2 separate regions of the Homo sapiens genome follow, and region 1 is linked to region 2. A link is an interaction called in ENCODE POLR2A ChIA-PET data of the cell type or tissue named here. Cell type or tissue: GM12878. All regions are shown on one strand. Links, peaks and the distances in the headings refer to the core of each region. The heading gives the core; the rest is flanking DNA.

Region 1 (5,363 bases), core at 175-5,174, 220 kb after region 2:
CCTATGATGGAAACAAACACCCATGAGGCAGAGGGTGGCCATTAAAAGGGCCTGGCCAAAGGAGGTGACGTTTCAGCAGCCTGGGGAAGGTCACCCCAGGCAGAGGCAATAGCAGAAGCAAAGGTCAGGTGGCAGGAATGGGTGTGGCGGCCAGTGTGGCAGAGCCTGTCTGCCTTGACTCTATAGCGGGCCTGAGGAGTGTTGTGAGAGTGGGTCTGCACCAACCCTATTTGGGTTTTTTGTTGTTGTTGTTGTTGTTTTTGAGATGAAGTGTCACTGTCACCCAGGCTGGAGTGCAGTGGCACAATCTCAGCTCACTGCAGCCTCTGCCTCCTGGGTTCAAGCGATTCTTCTGCCTCAGCCTCCCAAGTAGCTGGGACTACAGGTGTGCGCCACCATGCTTGGCTAATTTTTGTATTTTTAGTAGAGATGGGGTTTCACCATATTGGCCAGGCTGGTCTCGAACTCCTGACCTCGTGATCCGCCCACCTTGGCCTCCCAAAGTGCTGGGATTACAGGCATGAGCCACGGCGCCTAGCCAGTCTTTCTTTTGTTTTGTTTTTTTGTTTTTTGTTTTTTTTTGAAACAGTCTCGCTCTGTTGCCCAGGCTGGAGTGCAGTGGCGCAATCTTGGCTCACTGCAACCTCTGCCTCCTGGTTTCAAGCGATTCTCCTGCCTCAGCCTCCTGAGTAGCTGGGATTACAGTTGCCTACCACCACGCCCAGCTAATTTTTGTATTTTAGTAGAGGTGGGGTTTTGCCATGTTGGCCAGGCTGGTCTGGAACTCCTGACCTCAGGTGATCTGCCCGCCTCAGCCTCCCAAAGTGCCGAGATTACAGGCGAGAGCCTCCGTGGCCATCCCACCAGCTCTCTTTGTTTCTCAGATGTTCTTTCTGCTGCTTTTTGGATGGGACTGCAAGTGACAGGCAAGGAGGCCGTGGGTCCTCCCAGGCTGTGCTATTGGTCGCTGAGACCAGGTGGTGGCCCAAGAGGGTCTGTCACTGGCATGGAAGGTGTGTCTACAAGCTACCTGCCTCTGGGCAGCTTTGCCAGGGCCTTGCTGGATGTCCCTGGGCAGGTCACTTCTGCTGTGGGCGCTGGCGCCTCCTCTGCAGAATGAGAGGTGGGCCTTTAAGGGCTAGCCTGACCTCTGCGCCTTCCCTGGTGATCCAGGAGGAGGTCCAAGGTCCCGTTCCTGTTACGGACTAGAGAAAGAAAACAGGCTTGCTGAGGAAAACCCACGGCTTCTTCACAGTAAAGGGCGACCTGGGCATGAGACCCGTGTGCCAGTCTGTGGCTCCTGTGTTTTCTCTGTGGCTGGTGGCACCCAGTCAGATGCACACCCAGCCGCCCGCAGCCCTCCTCCCCTGCCTCTCCTAGCAGCTGCCCCGGGGCCACATGGCCCTTTCTTCCCCCTTATCTGGCTCTTCCAGGAAGCCGGTGCAGGAAGTGGGCTTGGGCCTGGCTTCCTGCTGGCACCAACCTCCCCTGGGCAGCTCTTCTCAGGAAGGGGCTGTGGGATGTAGGATTCCCTCCCCAACCCCTTCCTTTCATTGGGGAGCCACCCGGCCAGGGTTGAGGGCCATTTCCGGCCTCCACAGGGAGAGGCCTTCAAGTTCACACCACCTGGAAAAGCAGCCACACTGTGGATTAGGGTGGTGGCCAGGGCAGGACTCCCAGCAAAGGCATCTGGGGTCAGGGCCACCTGGAATTCCAGTCACCAGGACAGGGCTAGGTGAAGCCTGTGTCCCATGAGGCACTGTCTTGTCAGGGCCCCTTGGTGCTGGGGCCTTCCTCATGGCAGTACTAGAACGGGCATGTTATAGGACCCCGCACCCAGGCACAGCTCTGCGTTACCCGAGGCAGCTCCCAGCGTACGGGTTGAGTTTTCTGTTTCCAAAATGAAAGTGTTGATTTCCCCCCCAGTAATAGAAATACTACATATTTGACATAATAAAGAAATTCAGTAATGATGGAAAAAAACATCTTGAAACCAGGCGTGGTGGTGCATACCTATAATTCCAGCTACTTGGGAGCTTGAGATGGGAGGATTCCCTGAGGCCAAGAGTTCAAAACCAGCTTGGGCAATATAGTAAAAGCCTGTCACCATCAAAAAAAAAAATCTTGAAAGTTCACCTTACCTGGTGACTTCCTGTCTTTGAAAACCCAGTTCAGGGCCGGGTGCGGTGGCTCACGCCTGTAATCCCAGCACTTTGAGAGGCCAAGGCAGGCGGATCACGGGGTCAGGAGATCGAGACCATCCTGGCTAACACGGTGAAACCCTGTCTCTACTAAAAATACAAAAATAAAAATAAAAAAAAATTAGCCGGGCATGGTGGTGGGCGCCTGTAGTCCCAGCTACTCGGGAGGCTGAGGCAGGAGAATGGCATGAACCCGGGAGGCGGAGCTTGTAGTAAGCCGAGATTGCACCACTACACTCCAGCCTGGGCGACAGAGCGAGACTCCGTCTCAAAAAAAAAAAAAAAGAAAACCCAGTTCAGGCGGGGGGTGATGGCTCAATGCTGTTACCCCAGCCCTTTGGGAGGACCAGGCAAGCAGATCATTTGAGGTCAGGAGTTCAAGACCAGCCTGGCCAACATGGAGAAACCCCATCTCTACTAAAAGTACAAAAATTAGCTGGGCATGGTGGTGCACCCCTAATAATCCCAGCTATTTGGGAGGCTGAGGCGGGAGGATCACTTGAACCCGGGAGGTGGAAGTTGCAGTGAGCCAAGATCACACCACTGCACTCCAGCCTGGGTGACAGGCTTGCTTCCCAGGCTCAAGCAATCCTCCTGCCTCAGCACCCAAGTAGCTGGGACTACAGATGCGCACCACCGTGCCCAGCAAAGTTTTGTATTTTTAGAGCAAGGCTTCATCTAAAAAAATAAAAATAAAACCAGCTCAGATGTGGCCTTCTCTGATGGGATTGACCCCTGCATTGGGGCCTGGCAGTGTCAGTCTTGGGCCAGTTGGGGCTGCCCTGCAAGGCATGGTCTTGTGCTTGCTTCAGACAGACAGGACCAGGCCAGCTCTGTCTCCTCCTAGCGCCATAGTACTGGGCAAGTTCCTCGGGTTTCCAAGCTGTAGTGTCCTCAACTCCATACTCAGAGTAACCTCATCAACATGGATGCATCTCAGAGATACCAGTTTGAGCTTAAAATACAAGCATTAGGGCAGGCACGGTGGCTCATGCCTGTAATCCCAGCACTTTGGGAAGCCGAGGCGGGTGGATCACCTGAGGTCTGGAGTTTGCGACTAGCCTGGCCAACATGGTGAAACCCCGCCTTTATTAAAAATACAAAAATTTGCTGGGTGTGGTGACGCATGCCTGTTGTCCCCAGCTGCTTGGGAGGCTGAGGCAAGCTGCTTGTGAGGCTTGAACACGGGAGGTGGAGGTTGCAGTGAGCCATGATCATGCCACTGCACTCCAGCCTGGGTGACAGAGCGAGACTCCGTCTCAAAAAAAAAAAAAAAAAAAAAATTGACCAGAGTGTTCAGCACCAAGAGCAGGTGGTGGCCACCTACGGGAGTAGGGAGGGTGTGTGAGGCTTTTCTTCCTAATCTGAGAGGCAGGTGTGTGTTCCAGGGCTGGGCAGAGTGAGGAAATGGCATTTCCAGTGGGGGGTGATTGACACGCACTCCTGTGCCCCCTCAACCGCACCGCACCATCTATGAGTCATGGGTGGGACTCAAGACCAGAGCTCCCAGGCGCTGGTCAAACAGACAAATCATGTGGCTTTATTTGCCTTTCAGCTTCCCTTGTCACTGCTGAAGACGGCTCAGAATCACCCCATGGTGAGTACTCAGTGGTCTGGGAAAGCCTGTTTGAGAGGGGGCCAGCCTCAGCACAGGGGCGGTGGCTGAGCAGACGGCTTCCTGGCCTGCCTGTCCACCAGCATGGCAGTTTGCTCTCTTCTCCCTCCCCAGGAGTGTCCACACTCCTGTCATTTCTGCTGCTTGTAAGAGTAATACATACATACTTACTAAAAATTTAATGGGCCAGTTGCAGTGGCTCGCGCCTGTAATCCCAGCACTTTGGGAGGCCAAGACAGGAGGATCGCTTGAGCTCAGGAGTTCGAGATCAGCCTGGGCAAGAAGAAAAACTTAAAATTAGCCAGATGAGGTGGTGTGTGCCTATAGTCACAGCTACTCAGGAGACTGAGGCAAGAGGATCGACTGATCCCAGGAGTTTGAGGCTGCAGTGAGCTATGATCATACCACTGCGCTCCAGTCTGAGCGACAGAGTGAAACCTTGTCTCTAGAAAAAGAAAATTAATGAGGTGGAAGGATCACTTGAGCCCAGGAGTTCAAATCCAACCTGGGCAATATAGCAAGACCCTGTCACTTAAAAAAATAAAAAGAACTTCAGGTTGGGCATGGTGGCTCAGGCCTATAATTCCAGCACTTTGGGAGGCTGAGGCTAGAGGATGGCTTCAGCCCAGGAGTTCAGAGACCAGTCTAGGCAACATGGAGAAACCACGTCTCTCCATAAAATATAAAAATTAGCTGGGTGTAGTGGCGTGCACCTGTAGTTCCAGTTAGTTGGGAGCCTAAGGCAGGAGGATCACCTGAGCCTGAGGCGTTTGAGGTTGCAGGTCGCTGGGTGACAGTGAAACCCTGTCTCCAAAAAATGATAATATTGGCCGGGCGTGGTGGCTCTATGCCTGTAATCCCAGCACTTTGGGAGGCCGAGGCGGGCAGATCAGGAGATCGAGACCATCCTGGCTAACACGGTGAAACCCCGTCTCTACTAAAAATACAAAAAAATTAGCCGGGCGTGATGGCGGGCACCTGCAGTCCCAGCTACTTGGAAGGCAGAGGCAGGAGAATGGCGTGAACCCGGGAGGCGGAGCTTGCAGTGAGCTGAGATCGCGCCACTGCACTCCAGCCTGGGTGACAGAGCGAGACTCCATCTCAAAAAAAAAAGGATAATATTACATACTAACACTTCAGTTAAAGTGCACAATTTAGTGGCATTTGGTGCAGTCACAGGTTGTGTAACCACCACCTTTATCTAGGCCGGAACATTTCCGTCTCCACAAAAGGAAAGCCCATTTCCATCAGCAGTCACTTCCCAGCCCCAGTCCCTGATGAGCATGAGGCAGCTGCCGTCTCTGTGGGGTTGCCTATTCCGGATATTTCCCATGCATGCGAACGGAGACCATGAGGCCTTTCGAGCCTGGTGGTTGTCACTCAGCAACGTGTTTTTGAGGTTCATCCACCCTGTGGCCTGTGTCAGTGCCTCATTCCTTATAGCCAGACGATACTCCGTGGAGCGGATACTTACCACTTTTTTTTTTTTGAGAGGGAGTCTAGCTCTGTCGCCCAGCCTGGAGTGATCTGGGCTCACTGCAAGCTCC
Region 2 (5,363 bases), core at 112-5,111:
GAAACCTCCTCCCATAGAACCTCCATGGGTCCCAGTTTTCCTCAGAGTAAAGTGGAATCCTAGTCACAGCCCTTGGGGCCTTGAGTTGTCTGGTCTTCCCCCTCCTGCTATCACTTCTCCCACCTCACTTTCTGCTTCTCTCCATCCCACGTGGCATTCTCCCTTTCTGCTGTCTAGCCAGGCTCTCTCCACCTCAGGGCCTTTGCGTAGGCATTGCCGACTGTCTGAGATGTTCCTGACAGGCAGCACGTGGAGGTGACATGCCTCTTGTCCATCTACCTTACTCAAAGGTGGAGATTTGGTCTGTCTTGCTCACTGCCGGATCTCCAGCCTTGCAAACAGGGCCAGGTACATAGTAGGTGCTCAGTAAAAGTCCTGGCAGAGGCCAGGCACAATGGCTCATTCCTGTAATCCCAGCACTTGGGATTACAGGAGGCCAAGGCAGGAGGATCGCATGAGCCCAGACATTTGCGACGAGCCCAGGCAACATAGGGAGACCCCCTTCTCTACCCAAAATATACAAAAATTAGCTGGGTGTGGGGGCGCGGGCCTGTCGTCCCAGTTGCTCAGGAGGCTGAGGATGGCTTGAGCCCCGAAGGTCAAGGCTGCAGTGAGCCTTGATCACACCACTGCACTCCAGCCTTGGCAGCAGAGCAAGACCCTGTGTCAAAAACAAAACACGAGAACAGAAAAAAAAGTTCTGGCAGAACATAGGGGTGAATCTGGCTTGCACAGACTTGACCTTCATTCTCACCCCCTTTTCTGTTCATCCTCACAGCCTCACCCCTAGGTGGGGCTTTCAGGACCTTTTAGCAGTTAACGAAGGAAACTGAGGCACAGATACTGGCTCACCTGCTGTGTTTCTGAAAAGCCTGAGGTGGGGCTCCCTCCAGCTGGGATTTATTAAGGACATACTGTGTGCGGAGTTCTGCAGAGAAATATGAAGAGGGAGAAGATGCAGTTCCTGTTTTTGAAGGCTTTGTTCTCAACCTGGGGGTAGTATCCTCCTGGGGGCAGCAGGAGTGGCTGCTTGTGTAGCTTCATACAAGTTTGGACCTGCTGGTTGAAGGTGATAGAAACCCACTCAAACAGGTTCAAGCAGAAAGGAGGGATCGATAGCTCATGGAACTGCCAAGTTTGGATTAGCTGGCTTCAGGCATAGCTGGATCCAGGCACTCACAATATTGTGGGGATGCTGTTTCTCTGCTCTGACCTTCCCTCCTGGGCCGGCTCCTCTCTCAGGGTGACCATGATGCTCCCCCCTCCCCCCTGGAAAGTTACAGATTTCCATCTTCTACCCCCTCCTTTTTTTTTTTTTTTTGAGACAGAGTCTTGCTCTGTCACCCAGGCTGGAGTGCAGTGGCACGATCTTGGCTCACTGCAACCTCTGCCTCCTGGGTTCAAGCGAGCACATCCAGCCTTTTTTTGTATTTTTAGTATAGACGGGGTTTCACCATGTTGGCCAGGCTGGTCTTGAACTCCTGACCTCAAGTGATCCACCTGCCTTGACCTCCCAAAGTGCTGGGATTATAGGCGTGAGCCACTTCGCCCAGCTCCATCTTCTCCCCTTAGCAACCCATCTCCCATCAGCACCAGCATAGTGCAGGCTGGATCTCATTGACTCATTTGGGTCATGTGCCTGGTCCTGAATCATTCACTATGGCCAAAGCTTTGGAAACATCAGGGCCAGGTGTGGTGCCTCACGCCTGTAATCTCAGCACTTCAGGAGGCCAAGGTAGGAGGATCATTTGAGCCCAGGAATTCAAGACCAGTCTTGGCAGCATAGTGAGACCCCATTGCTACAAAAATTTAAAAAATAATTAAGGGCTGGGCGTGGTGGCTCACGCCTATAATCCCAGCACTTTGGGAGACCGAGGCAGGTGGATTGGTTGAGCCCAGGAGTTCGAAACCATCCTGGGGAACATGGCCCTGTCTCTAAAATAAAATAAATAAATAAGTAGGCCTGGAGCGGTGGCTCATGCCTGTAATACCAGCACTTTGGGAGGCTGAGGCAGGTGGATCACTTGAGGTCAGGAGTTTGAGACCAGCCTGGCCAACATGGTAAAACCCTGTCTCTACTAAAAATACAAAAATTAGCCGGTGGTGGTAGGTGCCTGTAATCCCAGTTACTCGGGAGGCTGAGGCAGGAGAATGGCGTGAACCCGGGAGGCAGAGCTTGCATTGAGCCAAGATCGTGCCACTGCACTCCAGCCTGGGCGAGAGTGAGACTCCATCTCAAAATAATAATAATAACAATAGTAATAATAATTTTATAAATAAATACATAAATAAATAATTCGTTGGACATGGTAGTACACGCCTGTAGTCCCAGCTCCTCGGGAGGCTGAGGCTGGAGGATTGTGTGAGCCTAGGAGTTTGAGGCTGCAGTGAGCTATGATCATGCCATTGCACTCCAGCCTGGGTGACCGATCAAGACCCTGTCTCTAAAGGAAAGAGAAAAAAAAAACAACAACCTCTGGAAGCATCCATTCGGCCTCTCGCCAGTGGAGGTGGTGAGGGAGGAGGCAGCGAGGTGGGTGCCTAGATCTGCAGCTGAGACAGGAAGGAGGAGCATGTTGCGGGGACCAATGCCAAGCTAAGTGTGCACTGATGGAGTTTGAGGGCTAGGAGAGCAGTTTGGGAGTGGCTGGAACCCAGGGATGTTGCCAGAGCTCCATTTGGCACTTGTATGAGTAGCCAGGAGCCTGGCTGTTTTTTTTGTTTGTTTGTTTGTTTTTGAGACGGAGTCTCGCTCTGTCGCCCAGGCTGGACTGCAGTGGCGTGATCTCGGCTCACTGCAAGTGCTGCCTCCTGGGTTCACGCCATTCTCCTGCCTCAGCCTCCCGAGTAGCTGGGACTACAGGCGCCCGCCACCATGCCCGGCTAATTTTTTTGTATTTTTTAGTAGAGACGGAGTTTCACCATGTTAGCCAGGATGGTCTTGACGTCCTGACCTCTTGATCCGCCTGCCTTGACCTCCCAAAGTGCTGGGATTACAGGTGTGAGCCACCGCGCCCAGCCTTTTTTTTTTTTTTTGAGATGGAGTCTCACTCTGTCGCCCAGGCTGGAGTGCAGTGGCACGATCTCGGCTCACTGCAAGCTCCGCCTCCCGGGTTCACGCCATTCTCCTGCCTCAGCCTCCCGAGTAGCTGGGACTATCAGGCGCCCGCCACCTCGCCCAGCTAATTTTTTTTGTATTTTTAGTAGATACAGGGTTTCACCGTCTTAGCCAGGATGGTCTTGATCTCCTGACCTTGTGATCCGCCCGCCTCGGCCTCCCAAAGTGCTGGGATTACAGGCATGAGCCACTGCGCCCGACCCTTTTTTTTTTTTCTTTTTTTAAGACAGGGTTGCACTCTGTCACCCAGACTGGGGTGCAGTGGTGTGATCTCGGCTCACTGCAACTTCTGCCCCCTGGTTCAAGCAATCCTCCCACCTCAGCCTCCTGAGTAGCTAGGACTACAGGTGCATGCCACCACGCCTGGCTAATTTTTGTATTTTTTGGTAGAGACGGGGTTTCTCCATGTTGGCCAGGCTGTTTTTATTTTATTTTATTTTTTGAGATGGAGTCTTGCTCTGTTGCTCAAGCTGGAGTGCAGTGACACCATCTTGGCTCACTGCAACCTCCTGGGCTGGATTTCTTGAAGGACAGGCCCAGGTATGGGTCCAGAGTGATGCCACCCCCTTCCCCTTACAGGTGCTGGCCCAGCAGGGGGAGTACAGTGAGGCCATCCCCATCCTGAGGGCAGCCCTGAAGCTGGAACCTTCCAACAAGGTGAGCAGGACAGGGGTGCCCTGGGACTTGCTCGGCTGGGAAGTCCCTCCTGCGGTCTGCCCCAGGTCTTTCTTGCTGTGGCTCTCTGTTGTGTTCCCACCTGGGCAGTGGCACGGAGTAGGTACCTGAAGGGTCCTGGTCAGCTTGTGAAGACCCTCATGACGGCCACACAGGCAGTCTGGGCTCTCACTCCTCCAGCAGCTGAGGGCACTGCCAGCCTGCTCCATGCCAGTGTCCTTGGCCTTCCTTCCAGAACCTTTTGTCTCCTGGCTACCTTGTGCTCTGCGCCATCAATTGGCTCCCTAGGAGGGATGGGGTCAGCAGCCCTGACTTTGCTAAGCCCAGAAAGGGGCAGATGGGACCCCTGTGTCCCAACAGTCCCACCACCCAAACAGCCTAGGGTCCCAGTAAGGCAGAGCGCCAGTGATGACAGGTTGGCCGCTGCGTGTTCTCAGCTTCCCCTGCCTTCTGCAGACGATCCACGCAGAGCTCTCAAAGCTGGTGAAGAAGCATGCGGCGCAGCGGAGCACGGAGACCGCCTTGTACCGGAAAATGCTGGGCAACCCCAGCCGGCTGCCTGCTAAGTGCCCTGGCAAGGGTGCCTGGGTGAGCTGGGGCACAGAATGGGCAGGGGCTGTGTGCAGGGCACGCCTAGCAGAGGGATTTTATTTTGCATACATGGATGTCCTCGGAGACTGGGCCGTCCTGGGCGATGCAGGGGACGTGGAGAGAGCCCAGCCCTGTGTGATCATGAGTGGAGTCGAAGGTGGAACTCAAGCTGGAGGGCTGGGGGTGGACTGTGGAGCCTCTTCCAGGGCACGAGGGGCGGTGTCCTGGAGGAGGGGCCATTTGATTTGGGTTTTGCTGCATGAGTAGGAGTTTGCCAGGAAGTGGGAAATACATAGTCAGGCAATGATTTGTTGGGAGGTCTGTTTGGGCTGTGCTGGCAGCTGAGGCCCCAGAGGCCAGTCTTGACCTCCCTCCACCCTTCTCTCCCCTCCTTTTTATCCACAGTCCATCCCATGGAAGTGGCTGTTTGGGGCGACTGCTGTTGCCTTGGGGGGTGTGGCACTCTCTGTGGTCATCGCTGCCAGGAACTGACCACCTAGGTGGCTGCCACCCCCTCTGCACACCATGGACCCTGCCCTGCGCTCCCCAACTCCCCCAGGCTCCCTGTCCACTGCCCTCCCTGGTCTGGCCCCCTCCTCCGGGTTAGGGGAGCAAGGATTGGGGGTCGTGCAGCCCAGCCAGCAGGAGGGACTGAGGCCCTCTAGGAGGAAAGCCCAGAGGGAGGGGGCCCTCATTCCTTCAGACCCAGTTTTCCCCCACCCTCCTTACCCCGCTGGGCTAGGTCTCCGCCAGGGCTGGCCTCAGTTTCTCCTCAACAGGCCTGGGGGCAGCCCTTCCCCTGCCTAGTCCCCGCCTGAGTGCCAGCCCCCCACCCCGCCTGCCGCCCCCTGTCCAGGTTCCCTCCCCGCCACAGTGAAATAAAGCATCCCACCCTGCAGTTTCCACGGACTCCTGAGCTTTCTTCTCCCGCTGTCTGGGGCTGGGCCAGAGACAGCCTGTGATGCATCTGGAGTCACAC

What was found. ChIA-PET counts read pairs that join two places held together with the same protein. Peaks named below come from ENCODE experiments on the same cell type or tissue, not always from the same donor. Only the 100,000 strongest peaks of a DNase experiment are listed, where the experiment ranks them.
Region 1: POLR2A ChIA-PET joins it to region 2 with 8 read pairs; 3 of 35 experiments call an interaction of 5 or more read pairs at or near these places.

What each region holds. Positions count from the first base shown.
Region 1 is chr19:18,314,459-18,319,821 of GRCh38, reverse strand. LSM4 (LSM4 homolog, U6 small nuclear RNA and mRNA degradation associated) reads left to right here. Exons shown (of 5, transcript NM_012321.5): 2 at 3,757-3,798. LOC105372300 (a long non-coding RNA gene) reads right to left here and starts at 4,153. Exons shown (of 2, transcript XR_007067157.1): 1 at 3,988-4,153. RefSeq lists enhancers at 462-1,208, 1,289-1,583, 4,780-5,280. In GM12878, for the core only: no CTCF peak of the experiment used is centred there; no DNase peak of the experiment used is centred there; H3K27ac peaks cover 1,321 bases.
Region 2 is chr19:18,531,682-18,537,044 of GRCh38, reverse strand. FKBP8 (FKBP prolyl isomerase 8) reads left to right here. Exons shown (of 9, transcript NM_012181.5): 7 at 3,698-3,775; 8 at 4,250-4,381; 9 at 4,790-5,282. The coding sequence ends at 4,876. Among named protein-coding and RNA genes, the nearest start is that of FKBP8, 9.2 kb to the left of the region's middle. In GM12878, for the core only: no CTCF peak of the experiment used is centred there; no DNase peak of the experiment used is centred there.